Regions from separate parts of the Homo sapiens genome. Here all the other regions are linked to region 1. Evidence: chromatin loops called from intact Hi-C (ENCODE). Cell type or tissue: A673. All regions are shown on one strand.

Region 1 (8,000 bases):
AGATTCCACACACAATTGAGATCATATGGTATTTGTCTTTCTGTGAATTTGGAAAAAGAAAATTATTTACTGAGTAAATAACTGAAATTAATTACATAGCCTGTCTCATTCTAAAACTTATTTTTTTTTGCTTTTTCCCATTATATGTTATACTGTATCTGACATAAAGTAAATAAATTTATATCACGTTTGTAATAACTTACATTCTGCCTACTTTCTAAACAGAAACAGGTGTGGTGTAGAAATTTGAATAAGCAGGAAGAACAGGGTGAGAATGTGTCAGTTGAATAGATTTAATTTGGAGTTTCTAAATACCACATGATACAAAGCAAACTTTAGGATGACTAAACTTCCCAGCAGGTTTCACAGGGGAAAGGTCTAATAGTCATTTCTCTTTTAATCACCATACCTTTTTAAGACATTCATAGAGAAAGATCCTGCCTTGATATCAACCGTTTAAACCACCCGGGACAGTTTTTCTACCACTTTGTCACAAGTGGCCACATTCATATAGAAGTCAGACCATTCATTTCTTGACTTTTAGAAACTCTTGAGAGTGGAGATTGTGAGTTTCCAATTTTGATTCTTTAGTACTTGGCATAAAACCTGAAAAAATAGTTGTTAAGTACTGGGTGCTTCAGCCCATGGATTTCTGCAGACTCAGTAGTCTTTCAATTCCCAAAGATGAGCTTGTCCCTCTTTCCTCGCTTACATTCTAAAAAGCCCCCAGAAACACTTGCCTGATGTTAAGGATGGCCTGCACTTTCTTTCCTGCCATATTTGCTACCTCGCTCCAAGGGCTTATGAAACCTGCTTAGACAGTCATTTCAGTATTTGTTCATTCTAAATTCTGTGGAGTACTTCCTTAGCTCTGGCCTTAAACTTACTGCTGTGCCTCACTTTTCCTGGCTTTTAGTCTAGCACTTGATTTTCTTTACTTAACATTCGTTTTATGGGAATAGAACTTACTTCAGAACTTTTGTTCTCTCTCTTGCCTTCTTAAGACTGAAGTCATTGGAACCTCCTTTTCCGGAGCTTTCTGGTGAGTAGGTTTGAGTCATTGCAGGAATGTAGGTTTGCTTTGGAGAGAAACTAATGTTTGCTTCTGGAGGTCTGGCTGAAATGCACTCACTCTGGGCAGTGTTCCTGGTGGCTGCCTGATCGTTGGAATATTATACTTGCTTTTACAGTCTTTTTCTCATTCACAAATAGGGCCTGTTATATCAAGGTTACTTTCAGTTCCCTCATTTCCACCCCAACATAGCTTTGTTTTACACGATAAGCTTTTGTTTTTTTTAAACTTGCATGAATATAAAGATTTCACCCTACAACTTTACCCTCTCCATTAACCTATTCCCATTCTCCCTGCCTTCCCATCAGAACTATTTCTGTGTGGGTGTTTGCTGACTCTGCCCTCACTCTTGCCTATAGGTGCGTATGGATGAGAATATTTCTGCTGATAAGACAATGACTTTGAGATGATGATTTGTCATCAAGGTCTTCATAACATTTCATCTTGACTGTAGAGACTCACTGAATATCATCTGAGCCTCTGCTGTGGTTGCTGCCCATACAATAAAAATGAATATTATTATCACCTGAATAAAATGGTACATATGTAATGATCTCAAAAGGCCTTGAAGGTGAATAGCCTTTGAAGAAAGGGACAAGGTCATTTTGAGTTAATATGGAATATTAAGTATATCATTGCTGAATTTGGAAAAAGAAAATCATTTCAGTCCAAGATAGACATTGAAGAAAGTTTGTTTAAAAAGGCAGGTCACGTATTCTACTGCAAGCTCACTGCTAACAAGGTTAGAGTTAATAGATTGTTGATCCATTTAGTGTTTAGTAGCAGGCTAATTTTTTCATCAGCTATGCAGTTGGGCATTTGTCTGTTTCAGAGGCCAGTCCAATAAACACCTTTCATTTGATATTACTTTCTAATGTCTTGAAGCACATGCCTTGGATGCAGTAAATTCTGTGCATTGCTACAGTCACCATGGGGCATTGATATTCCTGCCATTTTAAGCACTCTTTTTTTCTGAGGTTTACTTTTCTCTGTCCCTCAGGAGACTGGTAAATCCTTTCTAGTGTGGAAAGGCTTGGGCTTGCAGGCATGGAGATAAGGGTGGAATTTGATTGTATCGTCCCATGCTAACATTTGCTCCACTTGACTAAGGTTCTGATTATGTGGGATTTTATTCAATATTGTGATGAGGAACTTGAAATAGTACTTTGCCAGTTATCTTCCTGGTGCCCAAGAACTTCTAATCTTTGAATAATAACAGAGAAATCTTGTGATAGTACTTAAGCCTTGAAGTCCTTGAATTTTGAAGAAGAAAATACTAGACTTAGAAAGAACGGACATTAAACTCCAAGATACATGGATGTGTGTGTGCACACGTGCATCTGTATGTGTGCACATGTGCATGTGTATGTGTGCATTCTAGGTTTCAGTGAAATTAAAGCCATGTTATTTTTTCCCTGATTTCTATTGATAAATAATTGAAAATCTTTTTAGTAAATGAAATGAAGATGCTTAATCTGCTGCATCTCCTATGGGGATCTAACACTCTTGAAAGGCAGCATAGTGCAGAGTTTGAAAGTATAAACCTTGCAGGCAGGAGCCTGTGTTAAAATATTGCCTCTGCCACCAGGGAGCTGTGAAACCTTGAATAAGACACTAGATAACTCTGGTTCTGTGTTGTTTTCTGGAAAATATGGAAAAATAATAGTTTTGTTCATAGAGATTTCAGAGAATTAAATGAGGTATTATATGAAAAATGTTTAAAACAGTGCTTGGATAACTCCTTGGGAAAATGTCAGGCTTTTGCTTCTAGGGCTAGATATTTTTATTGCTATCAGCCTAATATTTACTTCTTTTCACTGTATCCCCCTTGATTTAAATGATTTCTTCCCCCTTTTCTAACTTTACTGCTTTCTTGTCTGAATTCAGTGATTATAAGTGGCACTTATAGTTTTTTTACCCCAACAATTGTTAGCAGAAAGGTATAAAGACACAGTTACAAGCAGAGATTGTCACCCTATTTGGTTCCTGTGGCTGGATTTCATTAAGTCATTCAACTAACATTTAGTGGATTTTTTCTTTGGGCTAAATACTGATGTAGGTTTGGGAATATAAAAGTGAAATATGCAACACTTAAATTTGACCATTATTAAATTCAAAGAGTTTATAATCTAGTTTGAAAGATCATAATTGGTATGTTGTCATCTATAAGAGACTTTGGAGACAAATAAAGTCACATTAATGTTTAATGTTGAAATCATAATGAAGGTGATATCCACTTGCTTGTTAGTCCTCAGCCTTCACTTTCTGGCCTTAAGAATCTCCTCACTTAATTTTAAAAGTCCAAATGGGGTCTGTCACACTTGCCACCCACATATTCCTGCATTTCTGAGTACTCTTTCCAATGAACCAGAGCATTAATTCAAATGATGCCTTTTTGTTTTACCCAAACAATTTACACTCAGAATGTCAGGATACATTGATTGTAAGTTGTGATTCCTGCCCCTGATAGGGACCCTCTAACCTGCTTATGACAAGGACTCTTCATTTCTCTGCCCTGTTCCCTCTCCACCCAAATTGTTCCTCTTTTCCTTGTGTGTCTGCTGAAATGGTGAGGAAGGCAGAGTCTGTTATCTTATACAGAGGATGGTGGTTTCTGGAGTTTTGAGAAATCAGAAGTATGGAATGAACAGAAGGTTATGGAATTGAGGGAATCCAGAAAACCTTCCCAGGAGATGGCAGCACCGTGTTGAATAATGTAAAATGTCAAGGAAAATCCCTTGACTCTGGGTGGCAACAATGCCACCCTGTTGGAATTATGTCAGGCAGTGATATTTTTACACGGTACCATTTGAGTCTTACATTTTTCCCATAACTTAATTATCTATGCAGTAGTGGAACAATTAGGATATGATTTGTGTATGGAATCACAGAGGGATTAATGTGACATTTGGCAACTGTGGTGCAGATCATAACACACAGATCTTTTTCCTGCTTAAGGAGTAGTTATCTCTGCTACAGAAGAGACTTGGGAGAAGAACCTGTCTCTGCAATTCCAAGATACCTTCATCACCCTTGAAACAGCTCATACACCTCATTCCATGGTTTTCAGGCTCCTCTTCATTGTCTCAGGCTTCCTGTGGAGCAAATCTTAGTCTGCTAGATGCCAGATGAGTTGGGGCTTAAAAAGCACTTGATGTAACCTCAGCTACCACCTCACTATCACTTAGGACCTGTGAGCAGCAATCCCCTATGGCCGGTGGCTCCAAAATACTGCTTTCTTTTACATCGTTCATGGAAGATAAAGATGGGCAAGCAAACTAGTCATTACTGCCATTAGGAAATAGGCTTTCAAGCCAAAAATAAAGGGGGCTATTAGAACAGTGCATTTTTCTGGGTATCCATTTCAGACGAGTCTGGATAAAGCCTTGCAGACATTACTATAGGGAACAATTTCACATTATCTCTAGGGCTGGATCAGGTGACCTGTCTGTAATGGGCCCTTTTTTCACTCTACTCTCTTCAAAAATCCTATTGTGATGGAAATGGCCTGGCCAAATCTGCTTCAATTGCAGCCAGACTTCAAAAGCCATTTTTGTAACTGCTTTTTATGAAAGTATTTAAAGGTGTAATCTCCAGATAAATTTCTCCATTTATCTCCCTTATAGAAATAGAAATTATTAATAAGAAAGAAATAATTAGTCCAATGTATCCCTTATACATGCCATTATGAAATCTTGCCTACCTTGGATGTTTTAAATACATTCTGCATGTTTCCATAATTATAAATACCCTCCTGTCTCTTTTTTTCCTGCTAAGAAAAAAATATCTCTAGAAAGCACTTATCGAAGGCTTATAATCAAATGTGCAAATAATATGCTTAGAGAACATTAAAATAGCTCTAATAGGTTGGCAATTCATTTTTTTCATTATATATGATGAAAAACTTGAATAGCAGTTTTTCTTAATGCTTTTACCATAAAGAATAAAATTCCACACTAATGTAATTCTAAAATTTAGTGTTGCCTGTACTTTTCATAAAACAAATGAACAGGACAGCTCTTGTGTAGGAGAGAGCCTGGGCTCAGTAAGACGTGAGGGACTAGACAATCTGAAATACTTTCCTCCTCTTTTAGAACTGGCAGGAAACCAAGCTCCTTCTTCTCCTCTCTTGGATTTAATAAAGAATATATTTCTGTAAAATAATGAATCTCTTTAAAAATGCTGTTGAAGAGTCTGTGGGACTCTTGATTTGGAATAGAGCCATTTCTCTTTGTTCCTATGGGTCACTGTGTCAAGTTTCAATGATCTAGAGATATGTTAAGCAAGGTAATGAGTTCTCCAGGGTCCTTGAAGCAATAGGACTAGGCATCAGCTCTAGTTCTTTCTCAGCTGGGCGTGATCTGCTCATGTTGGCAGTATCCAAACTAGCCTAAGTACCATGCAGAGCAGCTCAGAGTCCTCCCTCTTTGAAGCAGTAAGGTTAATATGTACAGCACTGTGAGGACAGGGCAAAATAACACTGAGTTGCATCTATTTGATGAAAGCCAAAGAAGAGCCCAGGGAATTTTGAGCAAATCTTGATTATGTTTACTCGCGGAACTATAGTTTTATTATCTCCACTACTTTTCTTACATGGCAGAATGTTGTTACTTTATGCAATATTGCTGCTAACGAACATTTTAGATGAATAATGCTAAATAAGAAAAAGATATAAGCCCTCTTTTAAAGAATCTTTATGGCCCATACTTTTGTAATATCATCTTATATGAAATATGCGTAATAGTGACCATTTCTTTATTACATTTGCTGATGACTCTATGAATGTCTATTGATACCCAAGGCTTGGATTCCAGTTAATTATCGTGATTTTTTGTTAACATAACACCTTCTATTCCAAGGAATTACGAAGCATGGTGAAAACCAGCCTCATCAGTATTTATGGATCTCTTCATTTGTTAAGTGAGAATGCAGCCTGAGATAAATTACCCTAAGTAATTTTAATCAAGAGCTTAATTTTAATGATCACCTGCACAAATAAAATAAGAGAAGTGATGAAACCATCATTATTAAGGTAAGCCACATAAGTCTCTGAGGGAAGTTATTTTTAGCAATGTTCATTAAGGATTTCTGTAAACTCTGAATAGAATAACAGGATGGCAGAACAAAGCCACAAAAAACAGCATAAATATCTATTACAAATATGTAATTAAATCTTAGGAAACATCTTATTTTGTACTCATTGACAATTGCTTTGGCATTGTACTTTAGTTGTTTAATATGTAACTTGTCTAGTTCTATGACCAGGTTGAATATTTCTGTAAGGCAGTGTCTACACTGTCTCAAAGATTTTAATTTCTCCATGAGTGACCAGAATCTAACACAAGTTCAAAATTAGCTCTTCTGTAACTAAACATTCAAGGGAATAGACAGGCAAAATTAGTTTGGGCAAGTGGGAAGGGACAGAAAAGAATAAAACATGGTAAGATACGTGACTTACTGGTAGAACAAAAAACTGATTTTGGCTTTTTGCATAAGCATGGAAGACTATAGGTTGCCATTTCTTAGAATTAAGGAAATAATGCATTTCAAATACCTGTATCCATGTACTTTACTATTTAGTTTTTCTGGATTTAAGCTGTGCTGAGTTTCATGGCAATGATATTAAAACATAATAAATGATGTTTAGTGAATAAATTGCCCACTGTTGCTTAGTACCAAAGTCTAAGTACCAAGTACTAAGTACTTAGTACCAAGTCTTCTTCATCGTATCTACATTGTTTTACTATTATTCCTTCCTTCCCTTTCTTCTTCCCTCCCTCACTCCCTTCCTTGCTTCTTTCTTTCCCCTCTCTCTCAACAGCTTATCTCTGTCCCTTTTTTTTCTTTCTTTCCTAACAGTACAAAACAGCATGCCTTTCTGTGTTACACAAGATTTGTCTAATGCTATTACAATTACAGACTTAATTAGGCCAAATATTCACTCAAGGGGTGAATTGAGGATGGTATTAAAAAGATCTGTAGCTTCTTCATTTATCATTTTCACAAATATTTATGGTACCTGATCTCCATAAATGCCATCTTACCTTAACTTCTTGAGCCTGGGGACCTAGGAATGCATATGTGTTTATCAGACTGTGCAGTGAGAACAAAACAAAACCTTGGCTTTGAGATCATCTACTATTGGCATTTTCTGAAATCTCTTCCTAATGATGGAGCTACATTTCCCTATAATGCAAAAGATACTGTACTTGTGCTTCTTTCTAATAGTTTGCCCTTACTGAGATAGACAATTAGTACAGGGAAATTGGAGAATATGAAATGCCCAGTTAGTTGCTAATGAAGTATGAATATGCATTTCTACTGCATATAGAGTAGACTCACCCTTGGTAATTGTTTTCACTTTGACTCCAGGGTTCGCTGCTGAGAGGCTTAGAAACTCATCACCTCAGTTTTAATTCTTGGCCTCACTAGTTGCTACAGAGAATGGTGAGATAAAAGCATAGGAAAGGCTGTAAAAATTGGGAAGCAGGAAAGGAAAATATGTGTTTCTTTCCATCGCCACTGCTCAGATAGCTGCAAAGACTGAGCTAAATATTCTCATAGTAGAAGCACTTCATTTCTGGTGGTATAGCTCTGACCATAACTGCTGCTTCTGAGTCCTTGTGCTTGACTGGTCAGGCTGCACACACTTACTGAATAAACTGGGAGCTGTGAAAGATTTTAGGGTTATTGGTGGGAAGTTTGGTTTCATCCTTAAAAGCTCTGAACTTAGACACACTTTTAAATTGTCTTGAACACTTATCAGCAGTGCGATCTAGGGAAAAGTGCTTAATGTTTCTCTACCTCAGCTTCCCTTATATAAAAAAGGGAATTATAATATCTAAAAATGATGTAGTGAGTAGTAAATAAAAGATGCATTTAAAGCGTTTAGTGGAATCTTCAATGTTTGAGAATTATTAAGTGATAC
Region 2 (8,000 bases), 520 kb after region 1:
AATTTGGGAGACATGTTTTCTCCCCAGATTATCTCCAATTAAAATGCTTCACTGAAATAGTAGATCTTCCATTTTTGCTTTAAATTATATATGAACTGTTAAAGAACCAAATTACAACAAATTGAGTTTAAATATCTAATTGGCTTTATTTGTGATGTGTGAATTGGGCAGTATCTCATCTATAAATTAGAAAGGCATTGTACTGGACATCGCAGAACATTTGGTTTTTGTAAGGTAGCTTGAGCAGCAACAAGGAAACAGCTTAATACAAAGAAGTAGATTGGTTAACATCAGGTTATTTCAGGTTACCTTCCTTAGAAGGGTTAAAGCAGAGGGGACATCCTTATCATGCCTGCTCAGCTTGATTGGGCCCATTTTTGTTTGGTCTGTTGGGCCTAGTATGGAAGCTTGGTCCAAAACAATGGCTTCCAACAAATTTTACTCAAGAAAGATTGAAGTCATTAAATGAAATCATTAGGTAACAGAACAATAATAAGAGTAAATTTCTATTTTTTTTAGGGAAAAGTACGTATACATAACATTTCTGTTATTTTAATGCTGTGTCCATTGTCCTGTGGTGCTGCTGAGTTAATGAAACCCATGCTGGAGATGGTGTGGTAGAAAAGGAATTGGAGAGGAGTAATGGTGGAGGCAGGGGGTGCAGTGATAGGCAGCCCTGTGGTTGTCCAGATAGAAATAAATGACAACGTCAACTAGAGTGCTGGCAATTCTGGTGGTAAAAAGGGAATGATTTTAAGAGAGAGAGAGAGAGAGAGAGACAGAGAGAGATATGTATATAAATGTTTATATAATATATATAAAATCTTTATATATAAAATATGTTTATATAAACATTTATATTCAAATATTTATATATAATATATATTTTTAGTTTATATATAAACTTTATTAATTTATATATAAATGTTTATATATAAAATATATAAACAAATTTATGTATATATAAATTTATGTATTTTCCTTATAGAAATAAAAATAATATATATAATATATAATCTCATTTATAATTGACAGATTTATTACAGAAATTACATGACTATGCTCACTTCTGGACTTATAACATCAATGGTTTTTCCACTGAATGCCTGTTCATTGAAGTTTGTTGAGGGCACTTAGTAAGCCAATGGATCAAAAACACATTTAATTAGACTAGCTCACTTTCTTCATGTTTGGCAATGGGATTGGTTTGGAGATTTTGTGATATTTTCACTTCTGCTCATTGACAGAAGTCATTGGGTGGCAGAAATGCATAAAATTAAATGTAATGATGTAAAAAAAATGAAGCCAATTTAATAGACATCCGTGAACATTTCCCTCACATGTATAACTAGCATAAGGCATCAAAAATCTTTAGGTGTCAGTAAATTGACATTTAATTGATCTTAAAAACCCCATTTAAGAAATAATTGGGGAAAGTGTGTTTGGGAAATTAGGTCTCATCTTTATGGAGAGACAAAAATTCATCTACGTTTTCACCAAGTTGTGCAGGAAATGTTTTATTTTGGAAAAACATTTCTAGCTTATGCAAGGTCAATAATAGCTTAGGATTAGATAATTAAGTGTTCATTCAAAATCAGCTTTGTTTCTCTGCTTTCAAATTCACTGTTTTTTTTTTTTTTGTTTTTCATCGTGTCATTTTCAGCCATATATTTTGACAGGTATCTCTTTAAATTTTGACTTTTTAATATATTTTCCTATCCTAGAGGAATTCCCACTCACTTATTCAGACCGTGAAAGGAGGTTAGCAGAACATGAAGAAAAAACCTTAAGCAAATAGTGCTGCAAATCTCTGATACCCATTCAAAGAGGAAAGGGGAATGGCAGTCCTGGGCTTCCACAAAGAACTGTCATTAATTGTGATAGAGGGATGGGGAAAGATTTTCTGGTTCCACTTTCTTATTTAGAGACCACAGCTAGTCAGGTGGTAACAGTTTTATACTAGTGTACAGGCCTGGGTTCCAAGAATAAGCCATTAGACAAGGGTAACAAAGAAGCTCACACGCATCCCAGGCTCCTCTGATGACAGACGTAACACTTTCTCATCCTTCCTTTCACCCAATATCAAAAGCTGAGAAGCCTCCTCTTCTTCCATTCACATTAGTTTTGGGTAAGAGAATTGTTGAAAAACACTACTTTGTGAAGCTGGGCGTAACATAAAGCATATCAGTTTTTTATTAGTGTTACACTTCAGCTCCAAATTTAATGATTTAGAACAATAATTAATTTTGCTCAGGAATTTGCAATTTTGGCGGAACCTGACAGCAACAGCTCTGCTCTGTTTCACATGGCAACAATTGGGGCAGCTTTTCTGGGGACTGAGAATACGCATTTGGGATGGCTGAGTCACATGACTGGCTAGTTGACACTGGCTGTCAGCTGGGAGCTCAGCCAGGGCCTAGGTTGTGTGGGCTTCAGTTCCTCTTCCTTGTGACAAGGTGGCTGAATTCCAAAGTAAGTGTTCAAAGAAAATCAGGCAGAACTTGTATTGTCTTAGGTCAGCTAACCTCGGGAGTTGCATAATGTCACTTCTATCATAGCCTCAGCCTTCCCAGAACAACAACAACAAAAAGGAACATAGACCCAGCCTGTCTATGGAAAGTATCAAAGTCATGCGATAGGTACAGCACTTAGAATGAATAAAATTGTTGCAGCCATTTTCAAAAAATACAATCTGTCATAACTAATTTTTTTAGATACCACCTGAAATTTGTCATTTTCAATAAGAAGCAATTACTTGATCTTCACGGTGTCACCGTTAAAGAAACAGGGATTAAATTTTCAGTGAGGTTACCGTGTAAGTACTAAGAAAAGACAAAGTTACGGAATATTAGAAATTGGAAGTGTTATTTTATTGTAATTGTTATTTGTATTTTTGGCATGATTCTTTCATTGATTAAATGGAGATATATTATGATTCTGAGAACTGAAAAGGAATTAGAAGTTTGCCACAGAAGCGCGCGCCCAGCACTCCCCCCACACCCTGCCCCCCAACCCGCCCCCGACACATAGAGGCACCCCCACCCCCCACATAGGTAGAAAACCTGGCTTGCATCTCTGGAGTGTTCTTCGGTTAGGATGCTCCAGATAGGACACTCAGACCATGCCCTAGATCAGATCGAGGTGTCCATTTACAAAGACAAAGAGAAAAGAAGAGTTCCCTCCTCCTTTACACTCCCGCCCCCACACAACCCCCCCGCCCCCCACCCCCCCGACACACACCAATAACATTTTGAAAGTTCCTGGAGCCCTGGAAACAAGCCCTTGACAGAGAAAATGTGGGGTTGGGTGCGGGACCAGGTGGCGCTGGTAATTGGCAAACCCGGCGGGCGGGTCAGTGGGGACAGTGGCGCAGGCGATCCGCGCGCAGCCGGGGTCCCCACAGCGACTGGAAGGCCTGATGAGACTCCAGGAGTCCCCGCAGCTCCCTCAAGTCCTGTGCTGCCCAGGCAGCCAGCCCGCAGCCCCCTCCGCCTGCGACTTGCTCCTATCTCCAAGCCCCGGTGGCTGTGGCTCCTGCTCTGTCAGCGGCCGCCGCCCACCCTAGAACTGTCTTCGCTGACCTCCCCCTTCATCTTGAAGTCAGTGTCCTGAGCTCCTTCCCTTACAATTGCCCAACTGAGATCCCCGGGGACCTCTCTTGGCTCCAATCGTGGGAAAAGCTGGGAAAGGTTGGCAGACAGCGGCGTCACCTCTCCAGCCAGGCGTGCGCGCGGTAAGCCCACCACCTGCGCCGGGCTCCTGCGTTCCTTTGCACAGCGGGAGGGAGGTGTCTTGGTGGCCTCCTCCTCACCACCGCTCAGAAATGCTCACGGTCGGATTCCAGGAGGGAGGAATTTCAACCTGGATCCGCGGAGCGGGGCTCCTGCCACGCCCCTACTTCGCCCAGCGCGCCCTCTATTGAGAGCAAGTGGAGAGGAAGAAGGGAGCAGGAGTCTGCGGAATGCCCTGGACGGAAGGAGTAAGACACAGACAAAACTGCCCGCCTCCTAACGGAGTAGCTGAAGCGGACCATCTGCAGGGCTGCACCAGCGGGAGGCTCAGCCCAGAAACAAGCCATGGTCTAATGGTCTGTTTAAAAATAAAACTAAATTAAAAAGGGAGAGCAATTAGAGAAAAGGTATTGGGGCTGTGTGTAAACAGATGAAAGATGGAAAGGGTTCAAGCCCGCGGAGAATTAGAGGGAAGATGGGGCTGGATGGGAGCTTCTGGATTTAAGAGCAGCTGTGAAGGAAATCCTTCACCTATTCCTTGGACTTAATATTAGCTGAGGATGAAACTATTTCCATTTCATTCAAAAGCCGTGTTCAGGAAACTTCGAAGGCACAGACAAATTTAATCTCAGTCTACCCGCTCAAAACTGCCCAGATCATCCAGTCTGATATCTTCCCCTGTGATTTTAGTTGTAATGCAATTGCCAGACACCTTTACAGAAAAAGTGCTACTTGAGTTAGTTGGACTCATCTTTAGCTTTTTATTAAGAGTTGAATACGTTTCAAAATAACAGCTCATTTATTTCCTTGATACATAGATGTATATTGTATTAAGGAAAACCTTGATAATAGCATTTAGAATGAGATGATTTGCAGGAGTTGCCCTGCAATTCAGCCTTCATGTCAGAGGTTTTGATTTTATATCCTTCCCAGCAGTAGTTTAATCAAATAATTGAATCAGAAATTCTTCCCATTCAGGTTTGAGAGACTTTTGTCTTCACTTCTTAACTCAATCACCATATCTTTCCTATCATAACCCTGAAAATTAATCCTCCAATTTGAACTTGAATCTTCTTATATTAATTTAATAACTTTCCTACAGCTTTAGGTAATTAATTGAAGTTCTGCATTTAAGCAGAAAATTTATATTTGTGGAACAGGTAATACTTCAGAGCCAGGAATGAAAGAACTTTGGACTTGAATTAATTTTTCTTTTTAATGCTATCTAAGTTGGGAAATACCCTTGCTCCTTTGGCTTCTGTGTTTGTTCATATCTTGAAAGAAAGATCTTGGAAAGACTGAGGAGAAGAGAGCACATCTTTGGCAAATCCATAGCTCCAGTTAAGAAATGGCAGGAAAGACTGCCAGGCTTTTACCTAAAGTGCTCTAAATCCTCTAAATCACAGTGGTTTTTGTTTGTTTGTTCGTTTGTTTTCTTGGCGGGAGTGGGGGCGAGGGAGCGGGGTTAGAACATCTGAAGAGAATGATAGGATGAGATTTCTGAGACAAAGAACAAATGGTAGGGGACAGTATTTGTTAAACATTTGAGGAACCAAGGCATGTTTAATAGTGAAATCTCTTTTCTCTGAAACCACTCCAAACATACGAAGAGGTGGCTTTTTCAGGGTGTACATAGTTGTTGAGAAGTAAGAATTTATTTTCTTCCTCTAAATTAATATGCAAAATACTGTTTTTCCTTTTTGTGTTAGCTTAATTACTATATTATTTCTCTAGCTGAAAAATGAAGACAATGATTCTGTCTTTCCTGAAAAGGAGATACTGGCCAAATATCTCCAGCAACAACCAAAAGTAATAGAAAACCAGGGATGTGGTTCACGTGAACATAAGCCACACAAATACAAGATTAATGGTTTTCTTGGAGAAGCATGTGCCTCTCTTTACTTTGGGTGGAAAATGTATTCAAAATATTTACATGAAGCAAAACTGGAACCTACTATGTGATGTTTAATATGAAAGAATAGAATTTATTCCAAGGTCTAGGTTAAAAAAAAATAATATGGGAATGTTCTGTAGGCCAACATTTTTATGTGTTATTAATTTTTGATTTTGAAATAATTTTAGTTTTACAGAAGAGTTGCAAAGATGGTGAGGAGAGTTTCTATATCCAATGACCCAGATTTCCCAAATGTTAATAACTTATAAAACCATAGTACATTTATCAAAAAGAAGAGGGTAACATTGATACTGTCAAACTAAATAACAGACAGACTCTAAAACAAAGTGATATTTGCTTGGGGGTAACATGGCAGTTGGAATATGCAATGTTACCATAGTAGACAATGTGTATATTCAAGGAGGTTGAGGCAAGGAGGAATATTTCCGGTAAAATGAGGAGGATTACATAAGTTATTTTGAGAGAATTATTCTGAGGTACAAAAATCAATAACAAGGGTGGCACCAGTCCGAGATTAGCTCGGCAGTTGTTGGGCAGATATCCTTGCAGAATTATTTTCTGTGTTAGGTTGGCTTTGTGCAAAGTTGTGGTTTTTGCAGCCTTTAGTGATAGCTCCTGTTTTCAGGCATACATGCATGAGAACTCTCCATTTATGCCCTTCCTCAGCTCCATTTGTCAAGGTTTTCACACACGTGACTTCTTGTTGGTCCTGGCAACTTTCATCATGAAATAGTAGTAACTAGGCTACAAATCTTATTTTTTATAGCTTTTTTCATTAATGTCTTCTTTCTATTCTAGGATTCGATCCAAGATCTCATGCTGCATTTAGATGTTATGACTCCCCAATCTCCTTCAATCTGAAACAGTTTTTTAATCTTTTCTTGTTTTTCGTGATATTGACAATTTTTGAAGAATATTGGTCCACTCTTTTGTAGAATGTCCCTCAACTGGCATTTGATGTTTTCCCAGGAGTAGAGTGGGGTTATGATATTTTAAAAATAATGTTTATTTTAGAGTAATTTTAGATTTATAGAAAAATTGGGAAGATTTAGAGCTGGGGTTCCTATATATCCTACACCCAGCTGCTCCTATTACTAACATTTTACATTAGGATGTTGTACTTGTCACAATTAATGAAATGATGTTAAGTTACTATTAACTAAAGTTTGTACTTTATTCGGATTTCCTCAGTATTTACCCAATGCATCTTCTGTTCCGGGATTCCATCCAGGATACGTTGCTGCATTTAGTTGGTGTGTCTTCTTTTACATTCCTTTTGACTGTGACAGTTTTCTCTGGTTTTCATTACTTTTGAGGTCTTTGGAATTTTGGAGTACTGATTAGGTATTTTATAAAATGTCCCTGAATTAGGATTTATCTGATTTTTTTCCCATGATTATTTAGGTGTGTTGAGGAGAAGGCCACAAAGCGTTATTTTCATCACCTGATATGGGTATGTACTATTTACATGAATCATTGCTGTCAATATTAATCTTGAGCACCTAGCTAAGGTAGTGTGTTAGGTTTCTCTACTGGAAATTTACTCTTTCCCCCTTTCCAAATTGTATTGTTTGTAAAGAAATCACTGTGCACAACCCACACCAAAGTACCAGGGAGTGGTGCTTTCCTTTTTTGAGAGATGTCACTGAATCTACTTTTGCACACAGCGTGTATTCTAACCTTTCATTCTTGCTTATTTGTAACTTCTTTCTTCCAACAGTGAAAAACTGGCTCCTGTTATATACTATGTATTTACTTATTGTTTCCTAAAATATACATGAATTAGTTTTAGCACTGCTAACCCATACCCCTAGGATAAACAAAATTGCCAACTAGGGTGTAGTGTTTTCATACAGATAGTTTTGTATTTAGACTTAGAGTATCCAATCCAAAACAGTGTTTCCCAGAGTTACTTAGATCAGCTGTTTCTCCTCAACTCTCTGCAGTGAGATTATAACATACATTTGTAATATAATTAAATTGATTTATTAAAGACAAAGAACAACATGAGTTCCAGCTTACAATCTACCACCCAGAAGGGCTTTCTGAGTCTCTGTTTCTTTATCGGTCCAAGGATATTGCAGGAATCTAGGAAGATGCTGTGCATAAAACATCCCACATGTGGTAAAGTCTATGCCATGTTGACCATGACCATAACTGCAACTGAGTTCATTCATCACGTTTTGAGCACAGCCAGCATGCCAAGCACTGTGTTGGTAGTGGTAGCGGAAACAAATAAGATTCCTGGTCTGATACAAATATTTTATGGGAACAGTGTCTGAAAGAGGAGACACTTGTATGGTGACATAGGTGAGGAGACACAAGTGTGGTAGGAACACAACACACAGTGTAAC
Region 3 (8,000 bases), 420 kb before region 1:
GACTGATGAGGTTAACCTTGATCATCTGGCTGAGGCAGTGTTTGTCATATTTCTCCATAGGAAAGTGACTCTTTCAACCCCCTGCTTATCCTGTATTCTTGGAAAGTCACTACGTGTAGCCCATACTTAAGGAGTGGAAGTTATGTTCAACTTTCTTGAGGGCACAGAATATATGTAAATTATTTAGAATGCTTCTGCACAGATTTGTCTCTTTTTCCACATTCTTTTATTTTTTCATATTTGTATAGGCTTGCAGATATTTATTTTATACTTTGGATTATAATCAATACTGCTTTCTTTAAATTGTTCCAGCTTTGGCCACTGAGGGCTCTTTCAGCTGTCTCCTGTGTTCCTTTGATATATCCCATCGTGTGTGTGTGTGTGTGTGTGTGTGTGTGTGTGTGTGTTGTAAGCACTTCTTTACTTTCTGGCACTACAAATTGCTCCAGGCTCATCTTGTGTATTTCCTGCTCCAATTCTAGAATCAATCATTTCTTTAAGAAGCTCTAGTGCCTTTTACCGGAGAAAGGTATTTAAAACCAAGATCCAGGCTGGGCATGGTGGCTCACAACTGTAATCCCAGCAGTTTAGGAGGCCGAGGCGGGCAGATCACCTGGGGTCAGGAGTTCGAGACCAGCCTGGCCAACATGGCAAAACCCTGTCTGTACTAAAAATACAAAAATTACACCTTGTCTCTACTAAAAATACAAAAATTAGCTGGGCCTGGTGGTGGGCACCTGTAATCCCAGCTACTCGGGAGGCTGAGGCTGGAGAATCACTTGAACCCAGGAAGTGGAGGTTGCAGTGAACCAAGATCATGCCACTGCACTTCAGCCTGGATGACAAGAGTGAAACTCCATCTCATAAATAAATAAATAAATAAATAAAACCAAGATCTGAGCACTAGATAGGTTCTCTTACTGGCTTGTCCTTGCTGCTAGGCCGTCTCAGCTGAGAGCAAGGACAAAGAGGTATGCATATGTATATGTATATATATATATACACACACAACTATCTTTCAGTGTTTCTATATGTAACCATCTGTTTCTATATTAAACTAAACATGAGTTCACACTGATGTCTCCAACTCTAATTCATGATCATCTCCCCTTGCTTCTCTGTGACTTCCTACTTCATCAGTGAGAACTTGGCTCCCACCATCCGCCATCCATTTCACTTATATTTCACTTAATTGCTTAATTCTAGTGTACATGTGTAGCAGTGTTAAGATTGCTAACCTGTATACTGTGGGGAACAGCTTTATCAACTTGAGTACGGTGGTTTTTTTTTTTTTTTAGACGGAATCTTGCTCTGTCGCCCAGGCTGGAGTGCAGTGGCGCCATCTCCGCTCACTGCAAGCTCCGCCTCCCGGGTTCACGCCGTTCTCCTGCCTCAGCCTCCCGAGTAGCTGGTACTACAGGTGCCAGCCACCACGCCTGGCTAATTTTTTGTATTTTTTAGTAGAGATGGGGTTTCACCCTGTTAGCCAGGATGGTCTCGTTCTGCTGACCTCGTGATCCGCCTGCCTCGGCCTCCCAAAATGCTGGGATTACAGGCATGAGCCACCACACCCGGCCGAGTATAGTGTTTATATGCAATTATTTTTGCTTCGGTTTTACAGACTCCACTCATTTATTTCCAAAGTTGCTTAGGTCAGCACCTTCCTTCTCACCCCCTCCCCTTCTTTCAGTAAGGTATTACAGTTTCATACATTTTAATATAGTTAGATCATTTTATCACATACTGCATTCCATCCTGGGATTCCTTTGACCTCCTAAATGGTTTTTTTTTTTCAATTTGCATACATTATGGTTCACTCTGTGTGCTGTAAGGTTCAGTATGTTTTGATAAATGCATAGTGTCATGTATCCACAATTACACAATCATACAGAATAGTTTCACCACCTGAAAAAAATATCCCCTGGGCTTCCCTGATTTCAACCTCCTATTTCCCCGTAAGGTCCTGGCAACCAGTGATTTTTTTTTTTTTTTTTTTTTTTTACTGTCTCTATAGTTTTGCTTTTTCCAGATACCATATAATAGGAATCAAACAGCATGTAGAATTTTTCATGCTGGCTTCTGTCACTTAGCAATATGTATTTCAGGTTCATCCATGTCCTTTCATGGCTTGTTAGCTTATTTCTTTTTATCATGGAATAATGTTCTTGTTACAGATACACAAGGTTTGTTTATACATTCACCTATTGGAGGACATCTTGGATACTTCCTACCATAACTTTTTTTTTTTTAAATCAAAAAAGAAAGTTTGTTGTCTTACAACAGAAATTTTTCTTTTATTTTTCCTTTATAGAAGTAACATGTGAAAGAAGAGTATATAGTGGTTTAGAACATGGGTTCTAAAGCAGATGGCACTGTGTACCAGCTGTGAGTCCCTGGGCAAGAGCACAGCCTCTCTGAGCCCCCATTTCCTGCTCTGTAATGTGAGGTTAGCGGCGATGTCTCCTCATTAGGCTATGAGGATGGAAAGAGAAAGCTCCTGTAGAGTGTATCCTTGAATGTTAGCTTTGTGTATACATCCATGTTCCCCAACCCAACCTGAGACAGCTTTAAACAAAACTAAGTGTAGCCTTATTGAGATATAATTCACACATCATGCACTTCACCTATTTAAAGTGAGACACGTTAATGCTCGTGCTTCTTGATCTCTCCAGAAGGTGTCAAAGTTTTCACACGAGACCTCATGACTCTAAGATGCATCCTCATTTCTGAGTTGTTGAAATGTGAAACAAACAAATCACAGATCTCACTATAGAAAATCTAACCAAGCCTGCTCGGGCATCATGATCTGTAGTGAAGTGCCTTAGAGAAGGGCTGAGCTGCGAAGTGGAAGGTGTCTGGCTCTCTTCTGTGCTCTCTTTTCTCTAACCCAGGGTCAAAGGAGTCTGCAGTATGCCCAGGTGGGATGGTGGAGGAAGACACGTTTCTGAACTAGAGAACAATTTGTGAAGAAAGGGAGGATGAGTACAGGGAGATGCTTGGGAAGTCACAAGGAACAGAGCCTGAAGTTTCTACGGCTGACACTGTCACATGCCAAGGGTTAGGAGGGCATTACTCTGGGCATCAGGCATTGGGAATTGCTGCACGCCCTGCAAGGCGGGCACAGCGGCGTTGAGATGCTCCTGTGCCTTCTGCCAGCAGATGGCAGTGTGGATCTGTGGAGAGAGTGGAGACGGCCAGCCAGCTGAGGAAGCGGATGGATTATTATAGAGAAGGATGACACGGGGAGGACCCTCTCGAGGTTTCCTACTGACCTGGAGGCGCTCATGTGGCTGCCACTCAGTGTCCTCTCAGAGGCCATTGTACCCAGCTCATGACTGTAGGCAGGAATGTAGGGAGAGTTCATTTAATAAAGATGGGCTGAGTGCCAGCTCTGATGGGACCCTCAGCTGGGTGTGATGGGAACAGAAAGATACATCCTACGGTGCCCCTCACAGAGCCTGTGCTTTGACGGAGACTTGACATGCCCAAATGTGACTACAGTACAGAGGAGGTTATGGTTATGATGCAATGGAACAGGTGTAAGGCATCTACAGAACCTCTCTAGGGTGTCCCCTGGCTGGGTCCCAGTACTCTGTCCCATTGGCACAGCCTGTATCTGGCTCAGACTTCCCCAGTTATGTGCGAATCCATTTCATCAGAACAGCCTACCTCTGGCCTCTGTGTAAGGCGGCTCACCATGCCAGCAAGTCGCCCCAGCCTTTTTGTCTTCAGTGTCAACGATCTCACCTCCTTTCCCTTTCCCTTTCCCTCTGGGACTCTTCCGATGGATCCCTCTGTGACTTTCCTCTGACTTTGTCCTAAACAGGAAACCTAATGAGGATTCTATTCTCTGCAATAGCAAGAGGAGGGCTAAGGGCTGCCTTCTATCGTGCCATTTCCTATTTAAACAAAGGCTTTGTGCTGTGATACCACTAGGCGTTTATGTTCACTCTGACCCCAGAATCCTTTCTTCTCTCTTCATGTGTTGTGCTTTGTAGTCTGTAGCCTCAGGTAGTCTGGTTAGTTCAGTGGTTTGGAGCTCAGCACCGATAAGATCAAAATCCTTTGCTGAAACTGTTAAAGAAACATTTTTTCAATGATACTTGTCAAAGCACTGTAAGGCAGAGTTTATTCAGGACCATTGTGATAGCTAGAGGGACCCCTGCAATGGTGTCTTGCAGCTGGGGAGAGAGATTTGGCTCAACTTTGAATACATCATAGCATGGGCGAGCAGCAATTTATAGCCAAGGAGCAGGGTGGGGTCAGTGGATGGAAAATTACTTAGAAGAAACATCAGGGGCTAGGAGGTTCTGGCTAAACTGACCTAAAAGGAATCTTTCTGAAGAAAGGCCAGGGGGATCAGTTATCATTTGGGGGATGGTGGAGGATGAGAAACCTGATCAGATTTTGAGGATGGTCTGATATCAAGGGTGGGAGTGGGAGTTCTTGCTAAACTGACTTAGGATTCTTTGCTAAAAGTGGACTTTACAAGAGAGTACATAGCTGGGCCTAGGAGAAGTTTCCAAAAGTGGACTAAAGTTTGGCCAAGCAAAGAATCTTTGTCAAGACCTCAGGTGATCTAGTAGATTTCATTTGTTCCATGATCACAGCCAATACCTTTCACCTTGGCCCTGTTGACATGATGTCCTGGCTTTACTTCCTGCATCCCCATCTCTCCAGCCCCAAAATGATCTCCTTTCATCCCCATCTTCAGAACCAACCCTGCCCAGACTCTAGGACCAGGGCCGTCTCTGTGAAGCTGAATGCTGAGCAGATTCGGAGTCTTCTTTTTGCAGGCCTGTTTCCCCCTTGTGCCCATTTTTTTTTTTTTTTTTTTTTTTTTTTGAGATAGAGTATTGCTCTGTTGCCCATGCTGGAGTGCAGTGGTGTGATCTTGGCTCACCGCAACCTCCGCAACCTCCGCCTCCCGGGTTCAAGTGATTCCCCTGTCTCACCCTCCTGAGTAGCTGGGATTACAGATGTGTGCCATTATACCTAACTAATTTTTGTTTTTTAGAAGAGTCAAACGGGGTTTCACCATATTGGCCTGGCTGGTCTCAAATGCCCAATCTCAAGTGATCCGTCTGCTTCGGCCTCCCAAAGCGCTGGGATTACAAGCTTGAGCCACCGCACCCAGCCCCCTTGTGCCCGCTTCTAAGAAAGGGCCTGGGCTTCTGAATTACCTTCCTTGCCTGAAATTCAGCTTTGGTTTCTTGCTCAGCCCTCTGGTAGCTTCTGGACTCTGAGAGGGCAGAGGTACTAGCTTGGTGGGGTGGAGCTTACCTACCAGTTTCCCACCATGTGCCTTGACTTTGTTTCCTGGCTTCTCCGAAACACACTTTCTTCCTTTCTTAAAAATACAAAAAATTAGCCAGGTGTGGTGGCGCATGCCTGTAATCCCAGCCACTCGGGAGGCTGAGGCAGGAGAATCGCTTGAATCCAGGAGGCGGAGGTTGCAGTGAGCCGACATCGCGCCATTGCACTTCAGCCTGGGCAACAAGAGCGAAACTCCATTTCAAAAACAAGCAAACAACAACAACAAAAAAGGGATGGGAGTGGCTCATACTGTGGCCTTCTTCGAATCCGAGCAAAATGGACATCAGTTAATGCTAATTCCAACTCTCCCACTTCCCCCATCTTTACATTCCTAGGACCTGGAAGCTTAAGCTTGATTGATGCCAAATATTTCTTGAAAGTCTATGCTCTACTCATCCCCCGACTACAGAGTCGCATGTTCCTTTATATCTGGTGGAACATGCCCCTTTTTGCTGGACTCCTCAGAGGAGGTGCCACTAGCCTAGACCACCCACTGCCTCTCACCCCCTCTCTAACACCACTTCCCTGTCACTGTGTGTTGTGTTGCTGCCTGCCCCAGGGATCAGATCCCTGATCTTGCCTGTCTATTCCCTACCCTTCTTTTCCTAGGGGAGTCATAGGACATGTTGCTTACATCTCTGTAGCACCGGATTAGGTGGCAGCCAGGTGAGGGAGAATGTGAATGAATTAGAGCAGCCCATTACCATCCTGGGCACCTGGTTCATGGAGCATTTGGCAAGGCAAGTGGGTGGCCTGCAAAAAAAACAAAACCAAACAAAGCAAAGCCAAAAAGTCCCCCAAACATTAGGAACCTTTGGGTCTATGGGATTGTTGTAAAGATGGATAGAAAGGTCTCCACAAAGTGTACAAAGTTGAAGGCACAAAGTTGAACTTCACAAAGTTGAAGGCAGAGCAATAGCAAACGCTTATTAAGCATTTCCTAAGTGCTGGGTTATTTTCTAAGTGCAACACATGCTGTTTCATTTAGTCCTCCCAACACCCCTGTAAGGTGGCTACTATTAATAGTCCAATTTTCCATGTAAAGAAGCTAAACCTAAGAGGAGTGAAAGGACTTGTTAAGGTTGCACAGCTAGTAAATGCTGGAATTTACAGCTAGTAAAACCAGGAATTTCACCTGGCAGGCTGATGCTGGAGCCTGCGCTGGCATCTAAGAGGCAGTGTTGCCCCCCGCCCTGTTCTGATCTCATGGAGGCAGCTACCATTTGCAGACTTGGACACATCCTTGCATAACCTGGTTGTAGGGGAAAGGCTTGGGGACCTGGGGTTGCGGGGGCACTCTTGATGGTTTTGTTATGAGGGAAATTGGATTTGCCATGATTATACATCAAGGAATGGCATCCACAGATGCAGCTGTAGATATTCCAGATGTCCTTTGGCAGGGAGGTGACAAAAAGTGAGCCACTAGTGGGTGGAAAAACCCATATACATAAAGTGAAAGAGAGGTCATTAATTTCCCCTGGGCCATTCCGGAGTGCAAGTGAGGAATTAGAGGACATATGTATGAAAGATAGATCTGACGCTAATTGGCAGAAATGCTCCTCATTGCCTTGTGAAGCAAGGTTCGTTAATTAAAACATAATGTTCAGCGTGACTTTAAAATTAAATACCTAAGACATAATGTCTGCTCATGAGGCAGACATGAAGTGTAGTTATTTATATTCTTGTACTTTAGTATATGAACTTGTTGTATTATTTACAACCCAATCTACTCTAGAAGACTTTAAGATGCTTCTATTTGGCCTCTTCTCGGTTAACTTCATGCTAAGTTTCAATATGGACTTTGGAGTCCATATTGGTTAGTGTCCCCCAGCTCTTTTGTTGGTCTGTTTCATCGGTGGAATGGGAAGAGATAACAGAAAATGTGGTCTCTACTATTGAAGGACCTGCAATGTATTAGGTGTAGAGTCTGTTGGGAAGGCCTGTGGCCCTTTTATATGTGGGCTAGAAACAGTGTTTTTCAGTTTCCCAGATGTATTCTCATTTGCAAGAATCAGAAACCAACTCTGTCCATATTTAGGGAGAAAAGGTGGAAGGGGGAGGGATTTAGGAAAAGTTATTGGTGGGATTGGTGTTGGGATATCAGGAACAGTTGGTGTCAAAAGGCTTCAGTCACCGTGGTGAATGTGTCCCTTCAAATATTCCCTCTGACTTGACATCACTTGGCCAAATCTCAAAGTCCCAGGAATGAACATCTGACTGGTCAAGCCTGGCATAGTGTGGTGGAGAAACAGTGTGGCCTCCTTGACTTCCGCTAGTAGAGCAGGTGGTGCAAGGTGGCAGGGGCTGGGACTTACCTTCTGCCGAGATCTTAAAACTGGGGAATTTTCCCCAACAGGAGATGGAGGTGCTAGCAGAAATGGGCGGTGGGGTGGGTGTGGGGGGTGTTGTTGAATGCTGAACAGCCAAAAAACACAAAAAACAAAAAAACCCCAAAACAACAGCAAAACAAAACCCAGAACTGCCCCCTATGGAAACAATGGCAAAACAACCAACTATGGAGAGATGCTGGTATGTATCTTGCTTTATGCAATATATAAGCCTTCTAAAAAGTTGTATTCACAAGGAATCCTATGTTGAATGGAGCAGGACACCATCTATTAAAAGAAACTCTTGGTACATCCTTTTGCAAACTAATGATGCAAACATAGCCTGAGAATAATTTT

What was found. A loop is a pair of places that touch in the nucleus more often than their neighbours do. Peaks named below come from ENCODE experiments on the same cell type or tissue, not always from the same donor. Only the 100,000 strongest peaks of a DNase experiment are listed, where the experiment ranks them.
Region 2: it touches region 1 in a loop (4-fold over the local background); 3 of 110 quality-filtered maps call a loop at or near these places.
Region 3: it touches region 1 in a loop (2.8-fold over the local background); 6 of 110 quality-filtered maps call a loop at or near these places.

What each region holds. Positions count from the first base shown.
Region 1 is chr10:109,423,389-109,431,388 of GRCh38, reverse strand. No RefSeq gene overlaps it. Among named protein-coding and RNA genes, the nearest start is that of XPNPEP1, 500 kb to the left of the region's middle. In A673, a CTCF peak has its summit at 3,752 (motif pointing right); a DNase peak (open chromatin) is centred at 3,808; H3K27ac peaks cover 6,150 bases.
Region 2 is chr10:108,907,878-108,915,877 of GRCh38, reverse strand. No RefSeq gene overlaps it. Among named protein-coding and RNA genes, the nearest start is that of LINC02661, 200 kb to the right of the region's middle. In A673, CTCF peaks have their summits at 3,697 and 3,897; a DNase peak (open chromatin) is centred at 3,937; H3K4me3 peaks cover 918 bases; H3K27ac peaks cover 651 bases.
Region 3 is chr10:109,847,775-109,855,774 of GRCh38, reverse strand. No RefSeq gene overlaps it. Among named protein-coding and RNA genes, the nearest start is that of XPNPEP1, 72 kb to the left of the region's middle. In A673, CTCF peaks have their summits at 2,932 and 3,136 (motif pointing right); a DNase peak (open chromatin) is centred at 3,164.